Regions from separate parts of the Mus musculus genome. Here all the other regions are linked to region 4. Evidence: chromatin loops called from intact Hi-C (ENCODE). Cell type or tissue: left cerebral cortex. All regions are shown on one strand.

Evidence for each region. A loop is a pair of places that touch in the nucleus more often than their neighbours do. Peaks named below come from ENCODE experiments on the same cell type or tissue, not always from the same donor. Only the 100,000 strongest peaks of a DNase experiment are listed, where the experiment ranks them.
Region 1: it touches region 4 in a loop (1.9-fold over the local background); 8 of 42 quality-filtered maps call a loop at or near these places.
Region 2: it touches region 4 in a loop (2.3-fold over the local background); 3 of 42 quality-filtered maps call a loop at or near these places.
Region 3: it touches region 4 in a loop (5-fold over the local background); 14 of 42 quality-filtered maps call a loop at or near these places.
Region 5: it touches region 4 in a loop (6-fold over the local background); 4 of 42 quality-filtered maps call a loop at or near these places.
Region 6: it touches region 4 in a loop (2.6-fold over the local background); 9 of 42 quality-filtered maps call a loop at or near these places.
Region 7: a loop joins it to region 4, with 2.0 times the contacts of the local background. A loop is called at or near these places in 7 of 42 quality-filtered maps.

What each region holds. Positions count from the first base shown.
Region 1 is chr10:99,833,164-99,837,163 of GRCm38, forward strand. No RefSeq gene overlaps it. Among named protein-coding and RNA genes, the nearest start is that of Gm35437, 68 kb to the right of the region's middle. In left cerebral cortex, no CTCF peak of the experiment used is centred here; a DNase peak (open chromatin) is centred at 1,967.
Region 2 is chr10:100,447,187-100,451,186 of GRCm38, forward strand. Tmtc3 (transmembrane and tetratricopeptide repeat containing 3) reads right to left here. Exons shown (of 14, transcript NM_001110013.1): 12 at 3,053-3,222; 13 at 1,638-1,864; 14 at 1-557. Among named protein-coding and RNA genes, the nearest start is that of Tmtc3, 38 kb to the right of the region's middle. In left cerebral cortex, a CTCF peak has its summit at 2,424; DNase peaks (open chromatin) are centred at 2,030 and 2,394.
Region 3 is chr10:99,639,798-99,643,797 of GRCm38, forward strand. The region is part of intron 1 of Gm20110 (predicted gene, 20110); the gene reads left to right. It also overlaps the pseudogene Gm18409. Among named protein-coding and RNA genes, the nearest start is that of Gm35101, 19 kb to the right of the region's middle. In left cerebral cortex, a CTCF peak has its summit at 2,185; DNase peaks (open chromatin) are centred at 1,148 and 2,187; H3K4me3 peaks cover 203 bases.
Region 4 is chr10:100,016,246-100,020,245 of GRCm38, forward strand. The region is part of intron 1 of Kitl (kit ligand); the gene reads left to right. Among named protein-coding and RNA genes, the nearest start is that of Kitl, 2.4 kb to the left of the region's middle. In left cerebral cortex, CTCF peaks have their summits at 363 and 2,413; DNase peaks (open chromatin) are centred at 180, 835, 1,213, 1,479 and 5 more places; H3K4me3 peaks cover 3,384 bases; H3K27ac peaks cover 2,871 bases.
Region 5 is chr10:100,473,098-100,477,097 of GRCm38, forward strand. Tmtc3 (transmembrane and tetratricopeptide repeat containing 3) reads right to left here. Exons shown (of 14, transcript NM_001110013.1): 3 at 3,460-3,678; 4 at 1,278-1,377. Among named protein-coding and RNA genes, the nearest start is that of Tmtc3, 12 kb to the right of the region's middle. In left cerebral cortex, a CTCF peak has its summit at 2,164 (motif pointing left); no DNase peak of the experiment used is centred here.
Region 6 is chr10:100,064,133-100,068,132 of GRCm38, forward strand. It overlaps Kitl (kit ligand), which reads left to right. Exons shown (of 10, transcript NM_013598.3): 3 at 1-14. Among named protein-coding and RNA genes, the nearest start is that of Kitl, 50 kb to the left of the region's middle. In left cerebral cortex, no CTCF peak of the experiment used is centred here; DNase peaks (open chromatin) are centred at 2,041 and 2,461; H3K27ac peaks cover 467 bases.
Region 7 is chr10:99,852,762-99,856,761 of GRCm38, forward strand. No RefSeq gene overlaps it. Among named protein-coding and RNA genes, the nearest start is that of Gm35437, 48 kb to the right of the region's middle. In left cerebral cortex, no CTCF peak of the experiment used is centred here; a DNase peak (open chromatin) is centred at 2,070.

The DNA.
Region 1 (4,000 bases), 180 kb before region 4:
TGATTTAGTATGAGTTTGCTATTAATGAGTTTTATTTTTAAAAATGAACATTTTAAAATAAAGATGTGAAGACATACTTCTCCTTTTTGCTTATGGTCCTGTTGTGGTAACATCTCCAAGCCAGGCAGCTCTCGGTTCACCATACTAGAGCATTGTCCATGGCCAGCAGCTCTCGCTGTACCCACTGCTTTTCATGAACACTTGCTGTTTGAGCATCAGTCAGGAGATGCTGGTATAACCATGGTTACTGCATTGCATCCCTTAGAAACCACGTGCTCAATGAACAAAAGTACCAGTCACATTTATTTATTTGTTATCTTATTTCTGCACCCACACATATAACTTGGTATAAGACAAGGTGATAAACTTTGCCACTACCAACATGTCACATTGAATATAGAAATAAATACTAGAATCAGCTATATTTATGGCAGTTTTTAAAGAGGTCTCCAACGCCCCTCTTCTCGGTAACATATTGTTGATTATGTTTTAGAAAACACATTCTCCCCACCATGGTAATAGGTTACTCATGCTGTCCAGAGACAATCCAAGTAAAGGCTTATGACACACTATCCAGAACACAGTGAATACTCAATGAAAACCATCTTTAATAAACATCATTGTTCTTGAAGTCACAGCTACATGTTCTGTGCATTCTTGAACACAGCCTTGAAAAGCTGATACCAAAAGGCATTTCAAAAGCTACTAGCTGTTTCAATTTTATCTGCAGGTCATTTCACTCCTGCTAATGTTTTTTTTTTGGAATTTTGGGGTGTTTCTTCTTATTTGCCACATGATACCAAAAAATTGGGGTTGCCTATTAGGGCTCTTAGTCTCATTAACTCACTAATAAGATAATTTAAGGGTGGATAAAGATAGAAGTGTGGGGGAAATTTTATAAGAGCTTAAAAGAACAACTCCCCAGGGCAAGCAAACTGTAAATCTAAGCAACTACCCAGGAGGAGAATAGAGAAGAGGAAGGGAAATGTCATGACATTTGAGTTTCTGGGAGAGAGGTCCACAGGGAAGCACAGCCTCAAGGCAAGAGTAGGTTAGAGGAGGAGTAAGGTAGCCCAAAATTTCAGATAAAGCATACATAGATGTTTGCCAGCATCTTCAAGAAACAGAGAAAAAGGAGTGGAGAGGAAACTTCGCTGTGTGAGTCAGGACTGCGAAAGGTGAACAGACCCAGATGATTCTCATGACTGCTCAGCTCGTAGAGACTATACTGTGGACAGGAATTTAAGGGGTTAATTATGCCTTTATCATAGCTTAAGGTAAATCGTAGCTAAGTGATTGACCCGACTCAAATGGAATATTAAAAGAGTGAGACCAGGTCAGAGATTCCATTCCTGTGACCAAAAGGTTACCCTCAGGGGGATTTACCGCTACTTTAACACTGGATCTGAGTCGCAGAGTTGAGATTCTCTCAGAACACCAAACCCAGCTTGTTGCCTCAGCCTTGAACACACTATTTCCTTTGCCTTGAAGTTCTTTACTTCCTAGATGTGTTAGCATGCTCGCTCCTACTCAAAACCTTCACTATCAGAGTCAATCTGTGTCTCAAGGCACTTAGGACATAGCGCTTTTAATACTTTTGTCTTTATTGATTTCTACCCTTTCAAGCTTGTAAAGAGAAGTGCCTCGCATGTCGCAGACACTCAGGAGTGTGTGAATCCATTGGACAGGTCAGCTGAGCTTTTAACACACTATGGATTTTTCATATAGTGCTTTAGTTTTCTTCCATAGAACTTCATTTACTGAGAGCGGTCATTGATGTTGATGGATGTATCCCTTCCACTTCCTGCCAAGCCTTACCAGATGTAGATGTCTTTGTGTATACCAGTGTCTGTTGCCAAGAGCGGCTTTTGGAAGGACTAGAAAGAAGTCTGTGTTGTATCAGTGCCTGTGAAACAACAAGAAACTCAAGTGGAGTTGCTGCTCCCACAGACTAACCAGGGACAAAAACAAGGCCACTCGGGGTCTCAGGGCAGATGCCTTAGTTGGCTCTCAGCTGGTACACGATGCAGTCTCAGTCTTTCACAAAAAAAGGCCCATCTGCCTGGGAAAACTGGGGCTGGCTTTTCTACAGAGGAGGACAGTCATGAAGTGTTAAATGCTAACTGTGGTATATTTTGTTCTTTGGGGTATGAATTTCTTAAACTCAGTTATAATGAGTTTCCTCTAGGCATGAATGTTTGTGATTGACAGTAATAAGGACCTTTGCTGTGCCTCTTAAGAGATATCCTAATTCTATGCTTGATAACAGCCATTTGGAACTGATATTGGAATGATGCCAGGGGTACCAGTAAAACTATGTTCACAGTCTACAGGGCTTCACCAGCTACCTTTCTTTACCCAGAATGAAAAATTTTCTGAGGACATAAGATGTTCCCAGCAATAGGAGAAGAAACTAAGACCATTAACTAATAACTTCCTTATTTCATGCTTTAGTTTCTTTACTGTATTTTGTTTGTTTGTTTTTTCCAGACGGAGATTCTCTCTGTAGCCCTGGCTGTCCTGGAACTCATTCTGTAGATCAGGCTGGCCTCGAACTCACAGAAATGCACCTGCCCTTGCCTCTTGTATGCTGCCATTAAAGGTGTGCACTACTACTCAATGACATACTATAAGTGAAAGTAATGCATTGGGCTCTGTTAGGGTTAGAATAGAAGAGAATATATGTTAAAAAATTCCTACTGCAGTAACTGGTGGAGAGTAAGTAAGCTCTACATTTTAGGGTCATTGTAATTATAACTATTAAAAGTATTATCGCTTTCATTAGTCTGTTTGCTTTAGGGTGTTTTTTAGGCAGGAAACGCATTAGTAGTGGTCTCAAATGCCTTGGATTCTGGGAATGATTTTAATTTTCTAAATTAAGGTTGCTGTGATTTTCTGTTTCAAGTTTTTGCTCCAGCACTTAACACTCTGTCGTATAAGGGCAGCTTTTTCAGATGGGGAAAGAGCTTGGCCAAGTTATCTGCCTCTTCTTGGCTATCAGAGAGGACCTCACAAAACGTATGGCAGTGACAATCTGCCCTGGAGATGTAGCTGGATACGGACTCCAGGTCCTTCCTTTCGTTAACATCTTTGCTCCCTTCTCCCTTTCCTTATTTCTTCCGTCTCTTCCCTCCTTCATTTTCTACCCTTTCCAAGAATCTTAATTCCTCAATTAGAACTTACTTAGGGCTGCTTTCTCCCATAAACCTCAAAACAAAACAAAACAAAACAAAACAAAACAAACAAACAAACAAAAAACCTATTTTAGTGAAGACTTTTGTATACATCTTCATATATAACATTTTGTTGAGAAGGAAAAAGCTGGGAACTATTGTTTTAAAGCAAAAATTACTGACTGCTGACTAATAGGACAGCCATGTTTGAGGTGAAGAAGGAAATAAAAAGAAAGGAGGGAGCTAGATATTGCCAGCTAATTGGCAGAGCTGAGCTAACCCTCCCAGGAAAACAGCAAAATGAAGTATATATTCCAACTTGTCAGGTGATTCTAGATTCCTGATGTCCCAAATAGTATAGCAGGCCATTTGTTGTAACTTAGGAAGTGTCAGGGATCAGAAGATTGGTTGCAGCATTTAAGTTATAATACGAGGACTTATATAAATATGAGTCAATCTCAGACCATTTAATACCATCGGTACTGTGGAGAGTGTAAGCGTATCTGGCCTTTAAAATCTCTAAAAGGTGTAAAGCATTGAGGAAGGAATGTATGTCCTCACATGAACTGATTGTATAGCATAAGCACTTAAAAGTAGTGCTATTTGTAAGGAAATCTGCAAACTCGCCAAAAAATAAAAGAGACACCAGATACTTTCAGGTGGCCTAAGCCCTAGCTCTTACAAGCACATTTAGATACTCAGTTCACTGACATCCTGTGGTTGGATTTGGGGGCCTCTGCACAAAACCAAAGGAGTGTAGCCGGTGCATGCAGGGAGATCATTTTCATCTCATTCCTGTAATTTGGCCCTTTCCAGAGTAACAAAAA
Region 2 (4,000 bases), 430 kb after region 4:
TGGGGCCAGTGGCTGCTCCACAATACCAGAAGAGGAGATTCTATCCCTGACTATACTCAAATGGCGTTGAATATACTCCTCATGAGGTGCTAATGCCAATGTTTCCACAAGACACCTCTCAGCTTTTAGTAACTCCTTCTCTTCAAAGTACACAACACACAGGTTGTGCTTCCCCTGCACATTGCTTGGATCCATTTCCAGGATCTTTTCAAAACACTTTTTAGCTCCAGGTATATCCTTCTTTTGGTTCATCAGAATGTCTCCTTTTAAAATGAGACCCTTGGTATGGTCAGGATAGTATTTAAGCAGCTCTTCTAAAATTGGCAATGCCTTTAACTCCTTAGCAGTCTGCGAATACAGGAGTGCCAGGTTAAACAAAGCGCTTCTGAAGTCAGGTTGTAATTTGATAGCTTTCTTCATCCAAGACTCAGCTTCTGAATCCTTTTTGTCATCCATGGCGAGCATCCCCAAATTGAAATAGCCATTAGCATCCTGTGGCTCTTCATTTACATAATTTAGAAGCCGTTTTCTAGCTTCAGGTCTGAGTTTAACTTCACCTAAAAGTAATTTTATTTAAAGGAAATAAATTATCAATGAATGAACCATTCATGTATTTTGTTAGGTTACAAAATACAGCAATAAAGCAATTTATCTTATGTATGAATAATAAAGTAAAAAAGAAAGTAGGAAAGACAATGTGACTGAAACCTTTGATCAGTACTCCAGATACCAAGAGAAGAAAATCTTTTAGTTTGGAATCTAATAGGGCATTAGAGAAGAGTAGATATGTGTATGGCAAAGGATTTCCAAAGATGTATATACAAGAACAGTTATGTTAGTATTTTGAATTTATAAACCAAACAAGTTCTTTAATTTCTCTGGATTAATTTTCTGAATTTTCTAATAGTTATAGGACATGTGTGTGTGTATGTATGTATTTATGTATATATGCTGGATAATGAGCAATTTTTATTTTAGAATACAAAATACTAGCTTTCAATTCTGAAAAGTTTAATGAAATATATTCAACACCTAATAAAGAAGATATTTACAACATAAAAATTAATATAAATAATTTTTGCTGTCTTGTGAAGGAAAATATTCCCACATAAAATATGGTTTAAAGACACTATTGGGATTAATGTTAGTTTACTAAATTATAAACAGTACTAGAAATTACAACAATAATTGAAAAACAAACTAAATAAAGATATGCAAAAGTATTTTCCTTTTAAGTCACAGTAAACTAACATGAGATTGAAAAACGATAGTGCTCTGGGATACTTAACACAGTTATAGTATTTTCCAAAAATTTCTACAGTATTTAGACTTCATATTTACTATACAAGTAGTTTTACTATGTTTAAATGAATAAAATGATATTACATGCTGGTATTAGAGGTGCTGGCTGATGGTTTCTGAAACGTTACTTTCACTATACTCTATAAAATCATGCAAGTAACCCTCCCACATATGCCTCTTCATGTCACTTGAAAGGACTTTATGTCAAGTATTTTAAATATTCATACGTTGTATTATGTATATTATTTTGCAATAAACAGCCTGGCCACAAAATATTTATTATGGGATTTACAGTATTTTAATTGATTAAATAGAGACATTTTCAGGAAACTTACCTGATTCCTGCATTAAAATAGCAGAATTGAACAGTGCTAGCTTATGTTTAGGGTTCAGTTCCAAAGCTCGATTAAAGTTCTTCAGAGCTTCATTTGGTTCTTTAAGTTCAATATAAACAATTGCCAAGTTGTACCAGAGATCTGCATTATTTCTGTCCAGCTCTAGTGCTTTAAGATATGCTTCCTTTGCTTTGAGAGGCTTATTCATTTTTAAAAGCAACTCTCCCCTGTGGGAAACAAACAGACAAGGAGGACTATCTTACTATGTCACACCATAAATACCTCTTTAGACAGAAACAGACTTTTAAAAAAATCACTTTCTGAAAGCAGCCTCAAGTCTGAACTCCAGCAAATCTAGCTGCATGTGCTTTCAGATACTATAAAAGGAAAGTGCATGCCTGACTGGACAGTAAGTGTGAGAAGCAATCAGAAAGGGCGACAGAGGGAAGCTGCTCTGGATGAATCTTTAAAAAAGCCAACTAGACTGCTCGGAGGCGTAGCAGCTAATTACAGTGCAGATCAGTAAGTCAGATCATAACAGGGGAACACTTGAAAAAACTGCTGTTGTTACTGAGACTTTCTCATCTTTAAATCTGATGTGTCTCACTGTACTAATTAGAAATGTGAAATCTGCACATATATTAACTTATCTCCCTCAAAACATTCTCATATAATGGCTATTCAAAAACAGACAGACAGATAAACAGATAGACAGATGAATGAATGAATGAATGAACTGAATTTCCAAATGGTTGGTTAGGAGAGCACTTGTACCACCTACAGGTGGCTTTCAGGAACACACTAGAACCATGCAGCTTAAAAACTTTTACCTATCTTTCCATATGGTTCCACTTTGAGTTTGAGAACTTAAAAAATTAAGTAAATTTGCTTAAAACTACTGAAGTTATTTTTACCAAGAAAAATACAGCAACTTCTAGACATGAGACCAAGGTTACTGTTTTAATGCAGAGACTACCAAAGTCTTCATGAAATAATGTACAACCTATTGACTACTGGACGAGGAAACAAAGACAATATCCGCATTAGGAATAGATTTTAATCTCAAAAAGCTGAATTCAGAATATACTTTACTCAGAGAAACAATGTTATACATTTTAAGGTTCATGCTCAATATGTAAAAGAAAGTTTAACATGCACTGTCCCTGAAGCATGAATATGATAATGTTTATATGGGGCTGCTTCTAGAACTCTTTCAAACAGAACCTATGTCAGCTACTGTAATGATTCCCCTGTTAGTTTCAACTTGCCTAAGTGTGACTATCTGTCTACTACAAGGCACACCCTTGATGCACATAGCTGTCAAGAAAGAACACTAAAAGAACACCGTGGTAATTTAGTTGAAACATTCATGCAGCTATAGCTTCAATTTTACAGTGGTAACTCTGAGATGGTACCTGCTAATGTAAGCCTGTTTGAAGTCTGGCCTCATGCTGATGGCCTGTCGGTACAGCTGGTCCGCTTCCTCCAGGCGGGACTCATTTGCTCGAATAAGGTTGGCCAGATTGATATAAACGTTTAGGTGATTAGGGGCAATTCTGGCTGCATATTTTTTACCAGGGATAATCTGTTTTAAGAGAAAAAACATGTTTGTGTATTTGACAGTACAATAGCAAAACAAACAAACAAAAAATGCAAAGTTTTCCTAGTGACTTATTTCAAGTGACACAGAACCTAAGATTTTGCTGAAAGTTTTGCTAATATAACAAATTAAATCATAAAAATGTAAAAAGCAAGCAGGGCATGAATGGTGGCACATGTCTTTAATGTGTGCATGATAGAGGCAAGTGAAATCCCGTGAGTTAAAGGCCAGCTTATTTACATAGAGAGCATATCAAATCACCTGCACGCACACACACAAAAGCAAGCACTACAAGTATCTGAAAATGCTAATACAACTTTTGACACTGAAAGACATACAGTGATTTCACTCACGCCAACTATGAATTATTTCTGGCTTTTTGTTTACACTTATCTTTGTATTAAGTCAGATAAACCAGACGTTTTAGAGGTCAACGGTTCGTACAATACAAGATAACAATCCATTTCAATCCGACCATACACTTTGTTAACTCTAGTGTGGTCAAGAAAATTATTCATTTCTTGGCTGCATAATAGTAGGGCAGCTTGTTTTATCTTACAGTCATATTAAAACCTTACTTGTTTAGTAAAGTTGTTATACATAATACATACATGGATCTGTGGTACCGTATATCCAATGACCTTTTCCTTGCACCACTGCAACAGCCAATTAATACAGCAAAGCAGCAGAGGGGCAGCCACTGGGTTATAACTTCCTTTCACTGCTCTGATAGTAACTTTGAGCTGATTATTTAAAGTACATG
Region 3 (4,000 bases), 380 kb before region 4:
GACTACTTATCATGGGCCCACCCCCGGGGACTCTGACAAGCATTCGGACTCAGTCTGCAGCTAAGAAGCCATGGGTAAAGTTTGAAAACATTACGTGTTAATCTCTAACATGCAAAGTGTATACATTATACACATCACAAAGGTTTACTTGTCTGTTTTCACGGGACAGAAGTTAACACTTCAATGATAGAGAATATCTTGCATCTATAATGCTTAGCATGCACGAATTGCTTAATAAGTAGGGGAACTATATAGTTTACCATCCAAACTAGAATGTTATCAACAATTCTGCTGGAAAAGCAGGTACTAAGTGTGCCAAGCAGTGCACTCAAATTCTCCCTTTAGTTTCGACTGCTGAATATATTGGAATGATTTCCTTCCCCCCTCCCCCCTCCTTTCTTCCTTTCAATTGTAGATTAAACCATGGCCTTGTGTGTACTGTATAGGTGTTCTACCACTGTATTATAAACCAGCCATTTTAAAATTTAGAAATGGAACCTGTTAATTTCCCAGGCCACTTTTGTACTCTCTGGTAGCCCAGATTCACAAGCTCAACTTGTAATCCTCCTGCCTCAGCCTCTGGAGTAACTAGCACTACAGGTCCACACTCTAGGCCTTGTTTTCCTGATGCTGCCAACATCCAGTATACTTCAAGGCACACTGGATACGCTTCATGTTGAGAAGTGCTTAAGTCCATTCTCCTAACAGTTAGCTACCACCAGCACTTCATGTAGGACAGGCCATTTACCATTGCTATATGGCAGGGAGTTGGTAGTGCTTGCTACTTCTCATAGAAGAAGAATATTTTCAAATGAGTATACAAGAAGCTTCATGCATGGAACAGGTTGCACCAAGTCCAGTATCTTCTACTGTGAGAGTTCCCTTCTACAGTCATCTCTCCCAGGAGACTTTTCCTTGTGCTTGGTGAAACCTGTGGAATTTTGTACTCTTCAAAGTTATTCATAGAGAAAATTGTAGTAACACACATATGTAATCCCGGCACTCAGGTGGCCGACATACCTTGAGCTGGAGGCTAAGTTGGGCTGCATAGCAAGACTCCGTCTCAAAAATAAGCAGCCCACCAGACTAAAGTTAACGGTGAATACATCATCGTCTCAGACGTTTGCACGTGTTGTTCTTTCTTGAGAGTATGGTTACTGTGGAGACAGTGTTTGGAAGCTGTGAACAAGAAAAGAATGAAGTTTGGGATGTCGTTGAGTGGGAGGTCAGAAATACCAGAATTCCTTCATTCACAAACCGTTCTTGGCTAATGACTCAGTTCAGTTGGTTCAAGGGGACGTTTCTCAGTTCTCCTTTGACACTCTGTATTGTTTTTGCATTCTCACCTCAAGGAAGATTTTTTTTTCTCTTGTGTGGGAGTCCTCTGCCCACAGGGTCGTTTCAAGTTAGACTTAAGAATCACTCAGAGATGAAAAGAAAATGCTTAGCTGAGTCGCAGAGATCTTTGGTTCAGCTCTGAACTTTAAACAATTCCTTCTAAATATACACATCGCCTATTAACTCTTCCAAGTTTTCAGAGAAAGTATTAAATTTAACAAAAACTCAGGAGCTTGCTGGTACACAACTACTTCCAGAATCAGGCATTAATGACAGCGTTCAGTTATGGCCAAGGTATGTAGGTCTTTGGCTATGAGGTTCATGAGATGATTGTGTGTGTAGAGTAAAGGACTGAGAACTTGGTTAAGTTTCTACTTACCTGCTCAACAATGACTCCATTGAAGATGTCTCAGAGCACATGCGCAAGACAGAATATACACAGACTATACATCTTTTCAGAGAGTCACGAGACTGTCAGAAACTAAGAGAAATCTTCATTAGAATTCTTTAACCAAGCTATTCTCAAGTTCTTACTCTTTTTGTTTCCCACACTGGTTAAAACTCGTCCTTTCACAAAAAAACCCAAATTCTAAATTCTATCAAAGGAATTTGGTCTAATTATCTTACCCGGCACCTTCGCAACCAAAGAAAATTAAATCGAAGAAAAAGACCTGGATCTGACACAAAATATCCAGAGAACCTTGAGTAATTAATTTCCTTCTCCTCTTCCTGGCCTCATTATCCTCAGTGATACATGGAAACTAAGGACCAGAAAAGCCGACTGCACTGCAGTTCTGTGGGGTGCAGGCTCTAACTTCGAACGGAGAACGCGCCCTTTGACCACTAGTCGTCCTTCTTGTGCAGAAGATGAGAATGCTTCCTCTGGCGCTGCAAAGCAGACGGAAGTGTTTTCAGTTGGCTGGTACCCAGAAGAGAAAACTCGCCCCATTCACTATGCTGACCTTCGTTTGCTTATTATCTTTGTATTTTCCCAGAGAGGTCCATATACATAGATCTGCATTACAAAGAGGATGACATTTTTAAAATAAGCTAACTTCTCTGTAGTATGGTTAGCCATTAATTCTTTCCTTTGTAGGAAGTGTTCATTAAACTCCAGGTGAAGGGGTTTAAGTCCCAGAAGGTAGTGATCAAACGAACATAAGTGAATAATAAGTGGATTTTGTTTGTTTGCTTTAAAAAAAAGTGTTTCAAAAATGGTGTCCGTGCTTGCAACCACATATACTCACCCTTCTGGGTGCAAGAACAGGAGAGAACTACAAAGGCAACAAACTAGAAGCTTCCTTGTAGGCATACCTACCTGTGAGGCTAGGGACTCAGGTTTTTATTTATATGGTTGCAGACATCAACATCTTAAACTGCATTCTGAAATAAAGGAATGGAAGACACACTCAATGAAGGGCAGAACCTGACGCCCATTTTCAGGCAGTTAGAAACTCTCAACTATCAGGAAGAAAAAAGTGGCTTGCATCATCTTTTATGATGCAGTTTCCAATCAAATTTATTGCATGAGGGTGTGTGCTCTCTAGAGCTACTGGTTGAAAGCGGGAAAATATCTGACAGTTAATTATTATCACTTTAACTTTGGGAATGCAGCAATGAAGGTGAATTTAAGTTATCAAGTAGCCCTTTTGATGCCATATTTCTGTATGTGTAAGGACAGAAAGAAGGGGGTTATAATAATAGTCACATCAGTATAATTACATACATGACAATAACATATGCTATATTTAGGAATATATTATTTACAAATAATGCATATATCATGATATACACATAATACTATCTACCCTATTTACCTGTGAGTTTTGTAGCCTTAGATTCAACCAGCTAAAGAGCAAAAGTATTTGTAAAACAACTGTGTGTTTATTAAATATGAAAAAACACGTTTTGTGATTATTCCCTAGGTGGTAATAACTTTTACGTAGCATTTGTGTTGTATTAGGCATTAGAAATGATGCAGAGATGAAGTAAAGTATATTGGACTATGTGGGTAGGTTGTATACAAATAGCATATTATTTAAATAAAGAATTTAAAGAGCTTCAAATTTTGATGGCCTAAGGGGAATGAACTAGAATTATTTCCTTGCAGATTCTGAGGAACAGACATGTGTGTGTGTGTGTGTGTGTGTGTGTGTGTGTGTGTGTGTTTGTGTGTCTATGCGTGAGTGCATGCATATGTGCGTGCATGAACTTAAGTATATGCATATGTACCATAGCCTGGTATATATCATATATGTGAGTACTGTGCCTCTGTAGTGTATGTTATACACTTCTGTTACTATGTATAACACGTTGTGTGTTATGTTGCTGTAATACGATAATTGCCACCTTAATAGTAATACCTTACATTTTTTGGGCTTACTCTGTTTTGAAGATCATATTTCATGTTTTTTCTGAATTGAATCTTAATTTCTTCAGAGAGCCTATACGTTATGAGTTATGGTTACTCTTATGTGGTCCATGAAGAACCAAGGACTAAAAAAGAAGCCCCAGGACCCAAAGCTGTATGAAGCAAAGGCAGCATAGAAATCTATACCCAAACCGCAACAATTATACTCTGCTGTTGAAGACCAAAGGTTTGCCACTGGCCAGAAAGATGGAGGAATCATTTTAAAACACAGGAATGAATCTAGTTCATCCT
Region 4 (4,000 bases):
GCTGAGAGTGAGCCTGTGGCAAGTTTGCAGCCGCAGCTGCGAAGTTTGAAGCTGTCAGTGGCAAACCGCCGATGCAGGCTACGCTTCCTCCGCCTGGGTGTTGGAGTTATCACCGGGAAGGCTTGGGTTTCTTATTTAATTTTTTAATTTTTTTGGACCGGAGGTCTTTCCCCGTGGATTCGGGGAGATTATGAAACAGCTTCCCACGCGCCACCCTCGCTCGCTCTCGCAGGCAGATTTATCTGTGCAGTCCCCAGGTGGGCGCGGGACGCGGTGCGGACGCGGGCTCAGCCGCTGGAGCGAAGCCAACCCAGAGCTCCTAGGCGGCAGCGCCAGGCGGGGTGCAGAACCTGCCCGGCAGGCGGGGAAAACTTGGCAGCCTGCGGTGTCGGCCGGGTTCACAGCTCTGGGTGGGCCCTCCAGAAAGCTCTAGATGGAGTAGTAGTACTTCCACACTGCATGACAAGACAACCTCTCCCATTACAGAACAGCAAAAGTTCTTTTCTTCTTCTTCTTCTTCTTCTTCTTCTTCTTCTTCTTCTTCTTCTTCTTCTTCTTCTTCTTCTTCTTCTTCTTCTTCTTCTTCTTCTTCTTCTTCTTCTACTCCTCCTCCTCCTCCTCCTCCTCCCTCTTCTTCTTCCTACTTCTCCTTTTTTTTTTAATGTGCACCTCCTAAAGATAGTTATTGAGATAATGCCCAGGGTCTCTAAATTGCGCTTTATGCATAAAACATAGCCCGGGGGTACAATTATGTCTTTTCTTCGTTGACGGGGGAGGGTGTATGTGTGGAAAGAGCCACTGTAGTAATTCTTTCTCCTCTATAGTTCTTTCTACCCTCTACCCTCGCGGTTGCTACCTCTTCATGGTTCTTCCTTTCTGAAGTGTTCTGTCTGCAGCAGGTTGGGTAAAGCTGTTCTTTCAGGTGCCCTGCTCCCTCCATTCTATAGGTGATGTAAATTTCTGAAATGTATGGAAGGGGATGGGATGGGAGGTTTTGTGCTCATTTTCAGCATTGATGAAGGCATCAGTGTGTTGGAGGTAATTTATTAAATTACTCATAGGACGTCTTATTTTAAATAGCTATCTAGGCTGGGATACCGACCCATGAGGAAACAGCAAGAATAAAGCACCTTTTCCTGGCTTGGAAACAGATAGGGGGAGGGAGCATGGCCTGGCATCCTGGAGGTGTTCTGCTTAGAGCAGCTGCCCTGAGTCAGGCTCAGGAGAAAGGGAAGGCAGGTATCTGGCCCTGCGTGCAGGTTAGTTTTACCCCAAAGCATCACACCTCAAATCCCTGCTCTTGAAATGAGGATGTTAAGGGTTTCTGCAACAAAGAAAAGTTTCGCCGTGATTGCTTGGTGTGTACATGCCTTCTGCTTGGTGGAATAATAAACAAGGGTGGGGTACCTATTCCTTTTTTTAAAAGTAGCATCCGCTCACATGAATAATGGTGGCGGCTCTGAGTGCAGCAGCCTCTGGTACAGGAAGAGAGTCCAACCAAGTCTTCTTATTTAAACAAGAAAACAGGAGACGGACAAGGTTAATGTCCAACACGCCAAAGCAGAGAGCAGTTGAGAGTCAGTAGGATTGATGATCCCTGCGCCCTCTTTGCAAAACGAGCGCGAGCCCTGTAATCTCTTTTCCCGCTTTGATTAAATGGCTGTGTAAATAGGATTACATGGAATAATTCCATTGAAAACTAGAAAGAGGTCGATCTAGCCCGAAACACTGTGGAGGTGGCAGCAGTAGTGACTCAGTGCTGCCGACCAGAGATATTTGAGACAGTTAAGTATTTTAGAAATGTGACCTGTTTGGACCAAGTTAAAGTGCAGGCCCTTTGGGGGGGGGCATGCTGCTGATAAAGGGTTTGTAGGCAAAAAGAGGGCAGTGCTCTTATTGAATGGAGGCATTCATTGTGTGGAATCTAATGACCTTCAAGGTTTCCTTTAAGGCTACTTCTAGAAATTCACATTCTTGTCCCTGAAAAAGAAGACACTGGAAAGAGCTCAAAAAAATCAATAAAATAACCCATTGCAGTGAGGGAGGGGGTTACATTCTCTTTCCTATGGTCAAATCTCCTAATCCAAGAGATGCAAAGAAAATTTCTGGGCCACTCTGAATGTGTAGAGAGAGAATAGTGTAAGGGAACTGGACACAAGCAAGATCCAGACTTCTTTGCTTTTAAAATCTGATGTTATCTCTGCCTGAGAGGAGAATCTATTGTTACAAAATAGTCTACTGTAAATATGGGATCAATACCAACTTCCCTTATAACCCCCACCCCCGTTCAATATGCTTTTCATTACCCAGTAAATACAAAATAATGAAATGTTAATATTTTAAGGGATTTTAATTTAAATTTGATAGCTTTGAAAGAATAATGGGGACACCGGGACATTTTGAGCCTTCAGTCAAGCTAAGTAAGTGTGAAAATTCCATCAGCAGCCACTTGGGGCTTGATGGATGACTCTTTGATTTACTTTAGCACCAGGGATGGACTTCAGTATTTGGGAAATAAGCACACAAGTCCCAAGGAGCAACGGGGGGGGGGGGGGGGGGGGGCAACAATGTATGTCTTAAGTTTGTGATGCCGAATGCGTTTTGTATTTTTGAGATTTCTCTTTGTGTCTGTGTGTGTGTGTTTCCAAATTGTAGGAATTTATGGTATCTAAAAAAAACTGTGACTCTGGCTTAGAAACAGCTAGCAGCTACTTATTAGGATTCTAATCGTTACATTACAATTGAGAGGCCATCCTGTAGTGCCGGTGGCCATTTACGTAAAAGTGCAGTCAGCAGTATGTGCTCATGATCATGACTGCTGTGCTTACATTTTTTTAGTTTCCCCACAGGTTTCCAGAGTTGTGGTGAGTGCCGTCAGTCTCAGAAATAAGGAGACAGGAAAGATCTGTCTTGAAAACAATGCAGAAAAGGTCTATTTCAGGAACACTGAAGCTCCCAGAAAAGAAGCAAATAGAATTTTAGCTTTTACTATACTAGAAAAAAAAAATCCTTTTTTTTTTTTTTTTTTTTTTTTTTTTTTGTCGATGAAGTATTTGTCACGTGGGTGACAACTGTGGTTACTCTATAGAAAAATTAACATATTTGTGAAAAGAGCATTTGAACATCTTGTCCCTGCAGTCACTCAGTTTGCAGTGCGTGTTTCCAATGGTTCTAATTTATGTGGCTTTTAATTGATACGTTCTGCCAAGACTTTCAGACTCAAGTGCTAAGTCGATTACGTTTCACATAAAACAGGGAAAATAACCATATGGAAATCTGAAAGTCAGTGCCAAACCAATTAAAATTGCTAAATTTTATTTATGTCTAACTGTTTGATGGGAAGATAGCGAATTGTGAGCGCACGTTTGTTCTTTAATGACAGGTGACTGATTGATCGAAATCTTACCGCTGCCTTAAGTAACATTAGAAATCAAATCGCTGCCAAAATAGCTAGTCTTTCAGCTTTGGACGTTTCTTTCATGTTTCTTATCCTACCTCTCCCTGTTGGTGGAGCACTAAAATATGCTCAGTGGGAGGACTCTAGTGAAGACTTAAGCTGATGCCTGTTTTACCACTTGTGACACAAACGACCTTAGGCAAACGGTAGCTCCGTATTTCCGTTCTGTTATCTGTATGATGTTTGTGAAATAGTTATAAAGATGTCTCTCAGATGGTGGCTGAAAGGACTCCTGGGAATAAACAGCTCTGCCCCTGCACAGTAGCTCACTGGTATTACAGTGTGAAATACATTCCCCAGAAGGGAACTGCCTTTCCACCAGCTTAAAAGCCAGAGGAAAATGACCTCTAAGGAGCAAAGCAGAGAGCAAGCTCTTCTAAATCTGGATCCTTTAATTCAGTGCCTGGCCTTCATTACAAGCTGAATGTCTGATTAGCAGTTTTCCTTAACACAGGGCCAAACTAGGAGTTGTGCAGAAACTAGGCTGGTGTGCGGGACCCGAGAATGGGAGGCTCTCTGCAGTTCTATTTCAAGTTGGAAGTA
Region 5 (4,000 bases), 460 kb after region 4:
CCACCATTTTTACTGAGGATAACCTTAAACTTCTGCCCCTCGTCCCCCAAGTGCTGGGACTGCAGGTGTGTGTCCCCACATTTAGTTCTAGGCAGTGCAGGGCACTGAACCCAGGGACCAGTAAATAAGAATGCTGTCTACTAAGCTACATCTCTAGTTCCCAGTAAGTTCAACTAGAGATACCTGCACCTTCACAATGCCTCGGTACTCAACGTTGAGATGCTACCACCAAAAGAAAAAGGGGATAAACCTGGGAGCTTAATATTGACCAAATATAGGTTAAGACTATATAGAAAGCCTTTTTTTCTGACCACTATGCCCACACTCTTAGGGAAAAAAAACAGTGCAGCAATATATAAAATATATTTTAGAGGAAACTATACGGCAGGAGCTCATAAATATCTACCTGTGATGACAAATAATAAAAGTGAAACCCTAGCAGGCTTAAAAGTTTACTTAAATAGAACCATGAGCTGCTAGCTATTATTTATCAAAGACAACCATGCTGTGATGCCTTTGCTACTATGCCAAAATGGAAAAAGACTACAGATTTCTCGGGAGCTTGTGGCCTAGCACATAGCAGTGAGCAATTCTCAGGATGGAAAGTGAGGAACACTACCAGAGGTTGTTTGTTCTCTGATAGTTTTAAGTGCGGACCTACACTGCAACACACACACACACACACCCACACACGCATGCAATAGAAGTGTAATTCTCAGGGTGGAAAGTGAGGAACCCTTCTGGAGGTTGTTCTCTGATAGCCTAAAGTGTGGACCTACACTCCAACACACACACACACACACACACACACACACACACACACACACACACACACACACAGTGAGGAACCCTACTGGAGGTTGTTCTCTGATAGTCTAAAGAGTGGACCTACACTCCAACACACACACACACACACACACACACACACACACACACAAACACACACACACGCGCGTGCGCGCACACAATAGAAGAGTCCGTACTTGCATTTTTGGTTTATAGGTGATAGCATAAAACTCAGAGTTACTCTGAAACTGACATTTTAGGGTTATTTGATCATTTAAATGTGACTACAGAGAACACAACGTGCTGGGTAATGACAAAGATATAAATTACATGAAATTTTTAAGACTACTGGCAATGTTACACGTCAATTACATACGGCAGAACAATAAAGGCAAACTCCAAATGTTATCTTAATTAAGAAGCACTTAAAATAAATAGAGTTATTTGATCAAGTTCCATAACTATAATAAGAGACGGTGGTAGATATGTACCTATGGAATTATCTGGTCCTTTTGACTTAGTATACGAGAGAAAGGCAGCTAGGAAAAAGACAGATGATAAGAGTTCCGCTCTTCCTACAACACCTGTGACCTGGAAAGAGAAACACAGGACATTCATTTTAATGCAGTGTCTTGAAAACCTACTAAGTATAATAACAGGAGGGGAGTACCTTCACAGAAGTGGGGGAAGGAGGGAGGGGATAGGGGGTTTCCAGAGGAGAAACCGGGAAAGGGGATAACATTGAAATGTAAATAAAGAAAATAGCTGTGGGTTAGAAAGATGGCTCGGCACTGAAGAGCAGTGACTGCTCTTCCGAAAGTCCTGAGTTCAAATCCCAGCAACCACATGATGGCTCACAACCATCCATAATTAGATCTGACGTCCTTTTCTGGTGTGTCTGAAGACAGCTACAGTGTATTTACATATAATAATAAATTAAAAAAAAAATTTTAAAAATCCAATAAAATAAAATGAAATAAAATGAAATAAAATATTTAACCATTGCAATCTTGGACCAAAAACATACGCTTCCTTTGTGTTAATAAAGTAAAATCAATAATTTTTACCTTAAAATTTTTAAGAAAAAAGAAAATGCAAATAAATTGTTTCCAAAGCAGAAAAAAGTTGGAAACTGAAAGACAGATGAGGAGGCCACAGCTGACCTCCACTAAAAACGCATCCTTTCCTTGGAAACAGCTCACTATAATTATCTGAAATAGTAAGACAAATGTTATCTTACTGATTTACGAATAAATGGTGTATGCTTGTGCATAAATCTAAATCTAAAACCTATATTTCTAAAGGATAGATTTCTGGTGTTTGCTGTAGTTTTTTTTTTTTTTTAAAGGATATGAGCGCCCTCATGTGGTGGGCTTAGGTATCATTTATTTTAACTTTGCAAAAAATTAGGTTTTGTGTATTCTTTAATATCTTTCATATTATCATAAAATCTTATGTAGTTAAAACACAGTATGTTCTTTAAAAATTTAAGTATCCCTGCATTATTTTCTTAAAATGAGTGGTTTTTTTTTTTTTTGAAACTTGAAGCAATAAATTTGCTAATCTGCAAACCAAAGAAGAAATTTCAAAAGCTTTTAATTAAAAGGACACAGAATTCCAAAAGCTTGCCTTTAAAAGCAATGGAATGCAATGTCCAAGTTAAAGCAGTTTATCTCTTTTAGATATGAATGGCAAAGCTCGGCTGGACACCACATAGTCCCAGCACCGGCAGAGAGGTAAAATCACCTGCAAACTCAAACATTGTTCTGCTTAGGAAGAAGAGCTCACAAGAAAGCAATGAAAGAAGTGTTCTTAGTTCTTCCCTGGAGAGGCATCTTTAGCGTGTCAATGTATCCAAGAAAAATTAGTTTGTACATATCATAGGAACAACTACATTCATTTGTATTTTTCATTAGTAACATAAAAATAATATATCTACCTATATATACAAACAAATGTGTGTACATACATGCAATCTATATATGATTTCTCCCTGTGTATGCTTGTCAGCATATGTGTGTGCAAGAGAGTGTGTGTGTGTGTGTGTGTGTGTGTGAGTGTGTGTGTGTGTGGTTGGTTGGAAGTTTCCTTCCATTGCTCTCTACTTTCCTTCTTTCTTAAAGATTTATTTTTATTTTATATATACAAGCGCTCACATGTATTAAGTGTGCATGCCTAGTGATTGAAGAGGCTGAAGGAGGGTACTACATCTTCTGGAACTGGAATTTCTGAATGTTTAAGCTACCATGTGGCTAAGAACTAAACCTGGGTCTTCTGCAAAAGCAACAACTGCTCTTAAACACTGGACCATCTTTCCAGTCCATTTACATTGCTTTTTGGAGAAAAGTCCTCTCCATAAACCCCAAACTTAGGCATCGTCTAGATCAGGCCAGGGATCCCCGTGACTCTCCCTCACACTGTAGACTGCATGCGCCTGCTCCCACACCTGGCTGTTCACACGGGTGTTAGGGACACAAGCTCAGCTGTGCATGCTTGTGATAATCACTACCTACACATACACTCTTGAACAACACTATATTTCAAACATTAATTTAAATTTAAAATTTTTATATGCTAGGTAAGCTGGACTTTGTGCATGGGAGAATAAGACTGTACTAAACTAGGAATATTTACTGCTTAAGATGTAAAAAGTGCTTGTGCAGCCGTACTTACTGCCTCGGTATGGATTGGGTGCACTGCGAAGAGCAGAGCCGCAATCATGCTGCTCCTCTTATCCAGAAAGAGTCTGCAGACCTTAAGGAAGATCACGCTGACGACAGCGTGGAACACTGTGTTCAGGAGGTGGTAAGACATGGGTTTCAGCTCACTGAGGAGATAATTTAAGCGAAATGTCAACACCGTTAAGGGCCTGTATGACTTGTGGCTTCTCTCCTGAAAGGAAAAACAAACAACCATGGATTATTAAAGTACCTCCCATCTTCTGGCTAGTCATCACTTTATTAAGATAATGATCAAAGAGTTACACAAATGACACACTGTGTTCACTCGTCACCAGAAGGACTGAGGCCTGGAAAGCCTCCAGACTAGGTGTATGGGGACATTTACGGCACGCTTCTCACGCATGGATGATGGCTGAGATTCGGACTGTGGAGCAGCACACATTACGTTTCAAAGCGTTTCACTCCAAAGTGACCTGACAGGCAGTGCAGATAAATACCTCAGGGAATCATCCGGTCTTATAGCCAGGGGAATA
Region 6 (4,000 bases), 48 kb after region 4:
GGATGGATGTTTTGGTATGTACTTCACACATTTCTGACTTGCATTTTGGTAGCTAATGGGTAACTCGTGATCATCCACATTAAAGACATTATCAACTCGTTGTCTTGATAATTTTTCTTTTTAATTTCCCCCTCAAGCTGCTGCTAAGATTATCAATGAGCATTTCAGTATGTGTTTTATGCCTGCATGCTAAAAGAAAATGGCTCATCTTGGTTAGATTTAGCAACGGATGTCTCTTTTTCCTCTCTGCAACTCTCAAAGGGGCTTGAATGTAAAATCATGCTAAATTTTCTCCTTGGCAATGTTTCATTTATATGTTACTCTTATTCCTATGCCATTAAGAGTATGGAATATTTTATTTTATTTCTGAGCTTATTAGCCATGCAATGGGTTTTGAATAAAAGTATGGGGTTGTAATTTTGTTTCTATGTAAATTTTGGAATGCTAGGCTGTGGACAAACTCTACTAGGGTTATGTAGACCAAAAAGAGGTATAGTAACTCCACATGCTTTTATAAACTCCTAAGACGTAAAACTTTGCTATCTGGAAAGATGTGATGTTAATGCAGTTTGATACTATGTGTTGCAACTTGCAACATAGTCACATATTTTCAACAGGTGCTCTCCATGCTGACTCACTGTAGCTGTTGTAATCCTGGGGTAAATGTAAAGCTATTTGTGTTTCTTTCTCTTTTGCAACTCTCATTTTCCCCTAAGCCCAATAAATACTCATAGCATGCTGATTATGCACGTGCTGTTTCTGGGTTTTGTGGATCAGTCAGTCCAAAGTATATTATTTTGTTCTTTAAAATACCTTTCAAATACTGCATAAGGTTTTCATTTCAAGAGAGTGTCTGCAGCTATCCTTCTTTTGCTTGATAAGCATTTTTAGCACGAACTGCCCAATGCTTTTTAGAACTCCCTAGAACATGTATCTTCATGCTGGACCAGCTATACTCAAGCCTGGGCATTGTCTGTCCCTTCAGGTAGTGGGGTTTTCTGCAAAGAGAAATGTAAAGTCATAGCAGCTTGAAAACTAGTCAATGCAGTCATTTGATCACTTAGCAAGCATTCAGTGAAGAACACTAAAGAGCCTCCTGCACTGACAAATTAAAAAACTCTCATCTCAATGTTTGAGTCCTTGCCTAGCCTTTGGAAAGTTCTGGATTCCCTCCCAGCACTGCAAAAATAACAAACAGACAAACAAATAAACATCTTTGCAAGAATTGTGAGGAAAGTACATAGCCTTTTTGTCACGTTTTTTGCAAAATGATGTCACCATCCCCCCTACACACACACACACACACACACACACACACACACACACACACACACACACACACAAGGGTGAGAAGAAACCACACACAGTAGGTACACTTGTTCATATTTTACAAAGGACTCAAGGAGGTTTACAGCTTAGACTTATTTTGACCAGGGTTCTACAGTTTGTATACAACAGACCTAAAAAGAACACCCCTCCCTTTCCTATCCCACCCTGCTCCAGACATCTGACTCTTCACTCTGGGTTACTGAAAATGGGGACATGAAGAATAATTACCACGCTGAGCCAAGTGCTAGAAGGTAGCTTCTAGGCAATAAAGCCGTCCCACTCCGGACTGCAGCCCCCTTGAGCTTGGTGATCGCCAGACTTGCTCAAAGCAATCCTGCTGCTCTTTGCAAAGCAAGTGTTAAGCTGGGAAATAACTAAATAGATGATTTCGTGCTGGTCTAATCATAGACGGGTGCTAAATCATAAATTTCAGTATGGGCTGGTGATAGCTAGAGCCAGGCTTGTAAAAATAAAGCCGACTTCTTGCCACATATTTTGTGCGTGTTTCTGCAATTGAGAGAAGCCTGCTATTATTTGGTCTTGGCATGCTATCGTAGAACTACTGAGAAACATTGTTCTTGGCCACCACAGTTGGCAGGAAAAAAATGAAGCTGCTTCGGAGGGCTTAGTATGAAACTGGGGTCTTACCCTTTACCTTCATTTTAGAGGGTTCATTTCTGCCAAGACCAGAGGCGTTTCCCAGTTGAGTGGCCTGTGGAGATTTGTTGGTGGTCAGAGTCCCAGCTGCCTAATCTTTTGTCTTTAAACAATGAAGGGCGGAGTGGGACTTGGTGCCAGAAAGAACCCCTGGGGCCAAGGCAATAAAAGTCAGCCTTGGGCACTGGGCAGGATACAGTTTATTTTTCACTTTTATTGTAAAAAGCAGCTAAAGACTGAAAAGGAAAGTCTGCTTTCCTCACAGGCCTTCTTAGAAAATAACCTAGCAGAGTTTCTCTCAGAAATAGCAGGTTGTGGTGGTCACCCAGTTGGTATTCGAATCCACTGATAATCGCCAATTCAAAATCCTCACAACTATAAGACTGTAATACAGCCAGATGGGTAGGATTTTCCCCTGAACCCGTGAATGAACACTCCTGGGTCTTTCGTTCACCCAGCAGTTACTATAGAAAGAATGGGCGTGGGGGTGCTGGATGTGGCTGCACAGCTGTGTTCCCTAGGATGTGTACATCAGCCCTTAAACCAAAAGATGCCGGAGTTAATTGCTCATCCTTTTTAATTAGAGTCACAGTTTTCTTTGACGTATTTTGGAAATGCCTTAGTTGTACAGAATAATTTTCAGAATACTCAAACATTACCACGTGATCTACAGGCTCAGCTTTTTTCTTCCCTGCATTTATTTGCTTTCTCAAAACATTTTATCGACACGGATATTTTTACTATATCACTTTTTCCAAATAAATTATGTCCACCTGCTTCTAAATACTTTAGTATGTCTTTCTTAAACACGGAATTATTACCTTACCTTTCAGTAACATATTTTCAACTCTAGTAAATTTAGCAACAATACTTTAATGTCTTGGCTGTCTTCAAATTTATCCTTTTTGCGTTTTCATTTCTTTTCTTCTGGTATAGGTTCATTCCACTATCATGATTTACATTTTAATATTTTATTAAAGACTTATTTTTATTATTTTTAAATTGTGCATGCACACACGGTACAGGTGTTCATAAAGGCTAGAGGTATCGCTAAACATGAGTGCTGAGAACTGAACTTGGGTCCTGGAAGAGAAGTGTACCTTCTAACTGCTGAGCCATCTCTTCAATAGCTTGATTTTAATATCATAAATATTGTTTCCCTAGCAATATCTGGTCCAGTTCATCTATCTGGCTCAGAGGATTTTGAATAAGTACTTCAGTTAAGATTGAGAAGTAATTCAGTTACAATTTTTTGAGGTGGAGAGATTAGTTTAGATTGTCAAATGGGGCCAGTCATTGCACTTGCACCCTTTTCAAAGAATGATTCAGACCTGTCTAAGATAGAGAACAAGATTTGCAGAGTCCTCTGCTAGCTTTAGAGTTTGAAGCCGGAGCAAGAGGGATACTGGCGAGTGGCCTGTTAGAGCCAAAAAAGCCACAGCAAAGTTCTCCCTCACCCCTGATGAGCGCCTTGAGTTGAGATTAAGTAAGATTTATTTCATCCATCTGGCCTCAAGAACTGTAAAATACCCTTGATCTTGATTACCAGCTCAGTGGTAATTTGTTCTAGTTCCAATAGGACATCAACGGATCTTATCTTAAGTCTCCTTCAAAAGTCCCTCAGTCATTTCTTCATCTTTGTGGTGTTCAAATTTTTGAATAAGTAACCCTTCCCCTTGACACATGTCCTCTTTCAAATATGATTGATAGTTCCTACTAATTCTGTGGAATGTACGCATTCTACGGTGTCACACGACGGCAGTTGCTCAGACTGTCCCTCCCAGAGCATGCAGTGTTTATCATCCATGCATGGCTACTTAGTTTAATGTGTTCAACTGATTTCTGTGCATTACTCATTAACAGTCTTAGAGACACTAAAACAACATGGACATCCTGCCCCATATCAGTGTGTTAGGAGCTACTGGTCTGTAATGCATGCACTACTTTTTAGGGTTGCATCCTTTTTAGTTTGTGTGTTTGTTTGGGTGCCTTACAACCTAGGCTTGTTCCTCTG
Region 7 (4,000 bases), 160 kb before region 4:
TCTAAGGAGCAATCAGCTATGACTGAGTTATGAATGGCTTGAATGTCAACAACAGGCATGGGACAAGCTTAGAGTACTAGAGTCTACACACTGAAAGGTCACAGACGACTACGTGGGCATCATGAACAAGGGGGTGGCCCAGGAAAGTACAATCTGTGTCCTCACCTGCCTATCCTTAAGGGTGGGATCCCTGCTTCTGTTCCCTGGTTTTGGTGCTTCACCCACCCCAACTTCTAAGACCACATGCCTAAAAGTTTGACATCTACACTCAGAAAACATTTTCCCCCAAACTGCTTAACTTTATTTTCTGTTTGTTACAGCATCCTGCCAAGTTCAGGTGTTTCCTCAAATTCTGCATCCAGGACAGCTCTGAAGTGGCTACTCACTGCAGCTCTGGTCCAGTTTGCTTCAACTGGCCCTTCATGTCCCTAGCCCCAGATGGTCCTACAGACTTTGGACGGCAGCCTGGTTTCCAGGACCTAGCCAACAATCCAGCCTTTGGACCCCCAATAATGATGCCTCTGTGTCAGCTGGAAGTAGTCATAGAAGATTACATTGCCCTTTTTTTTTTTTCATGTTTATCAACAAAAAGCTGGGATGTTGGGTTAGGCCTAGGACAAGTGGCTGAGGTGCATATTTAACATAAAAGCAGATCTGGTCTCCAGGTTCTCCCAGCATCCCTCAGTTTCTACCTGTTACAGGGCATGGCTGGCATACCCTGCCCTCTATGCTGAACTCCCAGCCCAGGGGCTGGGCTTTTGCTCACCCAGAGGTTCTTTTCTATAGAATCCAGGCATTTTGGTTCTTCTCTCTCTTTCCTTCTCTCTCTCTCTCTCTCTCTCTCTCTCTCTCTCTCTCTCTCTCTCTCTCTCTCTCTCTCTCTCTCTCTCTCCCTTATCTCCCCCTCTCTACCTCCTTCCCTTAATCCTTCCCTCTTTCTCCTTTTCTCTTCCCCCTCTTACATCTCTCTCTACATAGTGAGTTCCCTAGCTTCATTCCTTGGGACCAGTGGTCCTGCCCAAAGGATGCCCCCAATAAACCTACTTTTATACTTTAATTTTGCTTGAATTGGCTCATTTTATCAGCCGAGATAATCTAACACCCAAAACTGAATGTAGTCGTAATTTTGAAGTGTTAGGGTCTAAAGTAGGAAATCACAAGAAGTATATCTTTGGTCAGGTCCTAATGGAAAGTTGATCTGTCTCAAGAAAAACTGATACATGTTATCTAGGAGGGAACAAAGACATGTTGCTGGGTTCCATGTAAAAGAATTAAATACGTATTAAATACATGCATGCATACACACACACACATATGTATGAGTGATACGTTTGTGTGTGTGTGTGTGTGTACCAAAAATAAAAATAACAGCTCATGGCTCAGTGGTCAAGCATGTGTGCCTTCTGTTCAATGACTAGTTTCACAAAGCAATCAAAAAATCAAAGGCAACCCATGTATTAGATATCTGTAATATATGTGACAGATTGACAGATTGTATGTTTATAAAGGGTTAGAAATAAAAAAAGAGTACTTCATTTGAAGAAACCAGAAAGACTTCTGCTTTCTCGTTATCTGGAGCTTGTTGAACACCTTAAAAGCCACAGAACACCACCCTCCAGATGACAGATAAGGCAACTAAAACCTGGATACGCAACCCCTAATAGAATGGACTTCCTGGCAAACACGGTTTTGGTCTATGCCCGGGCATCTCCTTGAGGAACTTACATAAGCTCCTGATGGAAATGCCCGGGCATAGACCAAAATGGTGTCTGCTGATGTGATGCAACCCAATGCTGCCTCTACTTGCTGCAATTTTCCCTTGTGCCTCTGGGTGGTAATTACAGATTGTTTGATCTTGGTCAATAAAATACTATTCAATTTCCCCTAAAGACATCAGAGATGCGTTTATTGCAGTAAAAATATTTTCCCATGCCACTATTTGAATCTCAAGCCTAGATGTCGGCTCATTTAATTTCCAGCTATGTACATAGGCTTTTTAACATACAGAATAGGTACAAATTAAAAGTGTAAGAACATTACTCACGTTTCCAAGGGTAAAGATAGATGGATGTTCAGCAAATTACACCTACTCTTCTGGACAAGGATGGTGACGGAGACACTGAATCTTAACTTCTTGAATTGTTCTGCATTGGCTGCCTTCCAAAGCATGGTCTATATTCTGAAGTATCCTACTATGTAGATGAAGCAAGAAACACCTACATTAATAATGCAGAATATACCTTTGAAAATTCAGCGGAATTTTATTGTAGTAAATGTCTAGTTCACATGTCTTACACAGATCATAGTTCAACTCTTGTACCTCAAGCCAGTCATTTTGAGACAGGATGTCTCTGAGTAGCTTAGAAGCCACCCTCTTTTCACACCTCCTATGTGATTATAGAGTTACACTTTTCTATATGGCAACCTCCTGGGCTGCTGGTAGTGAATTCAGCCTTGGGAGAGAAACAAGACACAATAAAGCCATGCAGCATCACTGATACATTCTTAAACAACAGGAAAGAATTTGTACACTGGCTCAGGACATGTCCACCACGAAACATAATTCTATTTGGAACTTTAATATTTGGCGAAATGTAAGCTTTAAATTTAGAAGTTGAATATTTTCTGTTTCCCTCAATGCATTATATTCTCTGGAAGCAAACAAAAGTTTAAATAAATAGTATTATAAACTGTATTTGGTCCCACTATGATATTGCTTGAAACAGATTTTCCAACAAGTGAGGTAATATATATTTTATAGAACATTTATTAAAATTCCAAAACCTCTTTATATTATTGTAACTTTTAATCAGTATAGGAAGGTAGGTAAATAAAGTCATTGATAATAAATTTAAAGTGGTATTCTGAAAATGCTTTAATGAAGGTGCTAGGGCTTTAATTCACCCACAACATATACAGAAAAAGTATTTAAATGATTAGGTATTATGGAATATGACAGTGTAGCAAATTAAGAGCTATAAGTGACAAGGAGAGATAGCCCCATGCTCAAAGTATACATAACCCAGAGGAACGTAGATACATACACTAAGAATTCAATGATAGAGTAATTGAATGACGAACCACTGGGATATGCAGGATCTCAGCAAAGTCACCAACATACTGCAAATGAGCTGTTAAATGAAAATGATGTTATCAGGAAGCAACACATGTTATGACATTTTAGGCTTCAAAGTAAGAGAGCATGAGGCTGCTACAGGGAGGTTAGCAGTTCATTAGCAGAAAACAGGCTGGAAAGCTAGGAAAGGCTTTTGAGAGATAGTGTGTGCTTGTGTATGAGTGTGTGTGTGTGTGTGTGTGTGTATGTGTGTGTGTGTGTGTGTGTGCGCGCACGCCCCCGTATGTATTGTGTTGTATGAAGCTATAGCAACAGGCATTAGGCTAAGGAGGCCCTCTCTGTCTCTGTCCTTTATCGCAGTTGTCTCTTGGGCTTTTACACCTTGAAATCATCTCCACCCCCCCCCCAACATACTGCTAATAGAAGTCTTCTTTCCTCTTCCCTATATTTGTTGAATGCACTGCAACATAATTCCACTCCCTCATCTGCCTGGTACAGTGCATTTTTTCCATATATAAAAATGACTAGAACATTTATCATTCAAGAAAATGGAGGGATCATACTGTATGAATATCAGACACTGACTAAATTCTTCTAGATGTAGTCCCACACTCCTGAAGGATGATAGTTGAAAGTAAGCCCTAGTGTTAGGTGAAGGGAATGAGAAGGACTCCGTCATCTTTACTGGAATGTTTTATGAATTACTATCTCCCACGGTATCCCACAGGCATTTGATTGCATATTGGCTTGTCATAGATGGTGCTGAGTGCCATTCATGTCCTTCTTTCTTCACAACATCCCCTCCCGTTCAGAATCAAAAATGTGTGGGTTGGGACAAACTTTCTTTTACAAAATAAGCATGCAAGTGATCATGACACCATCAGTCTCTGTCCTTTATCGCAGTTGTCTCTTGGGCTTTTACAC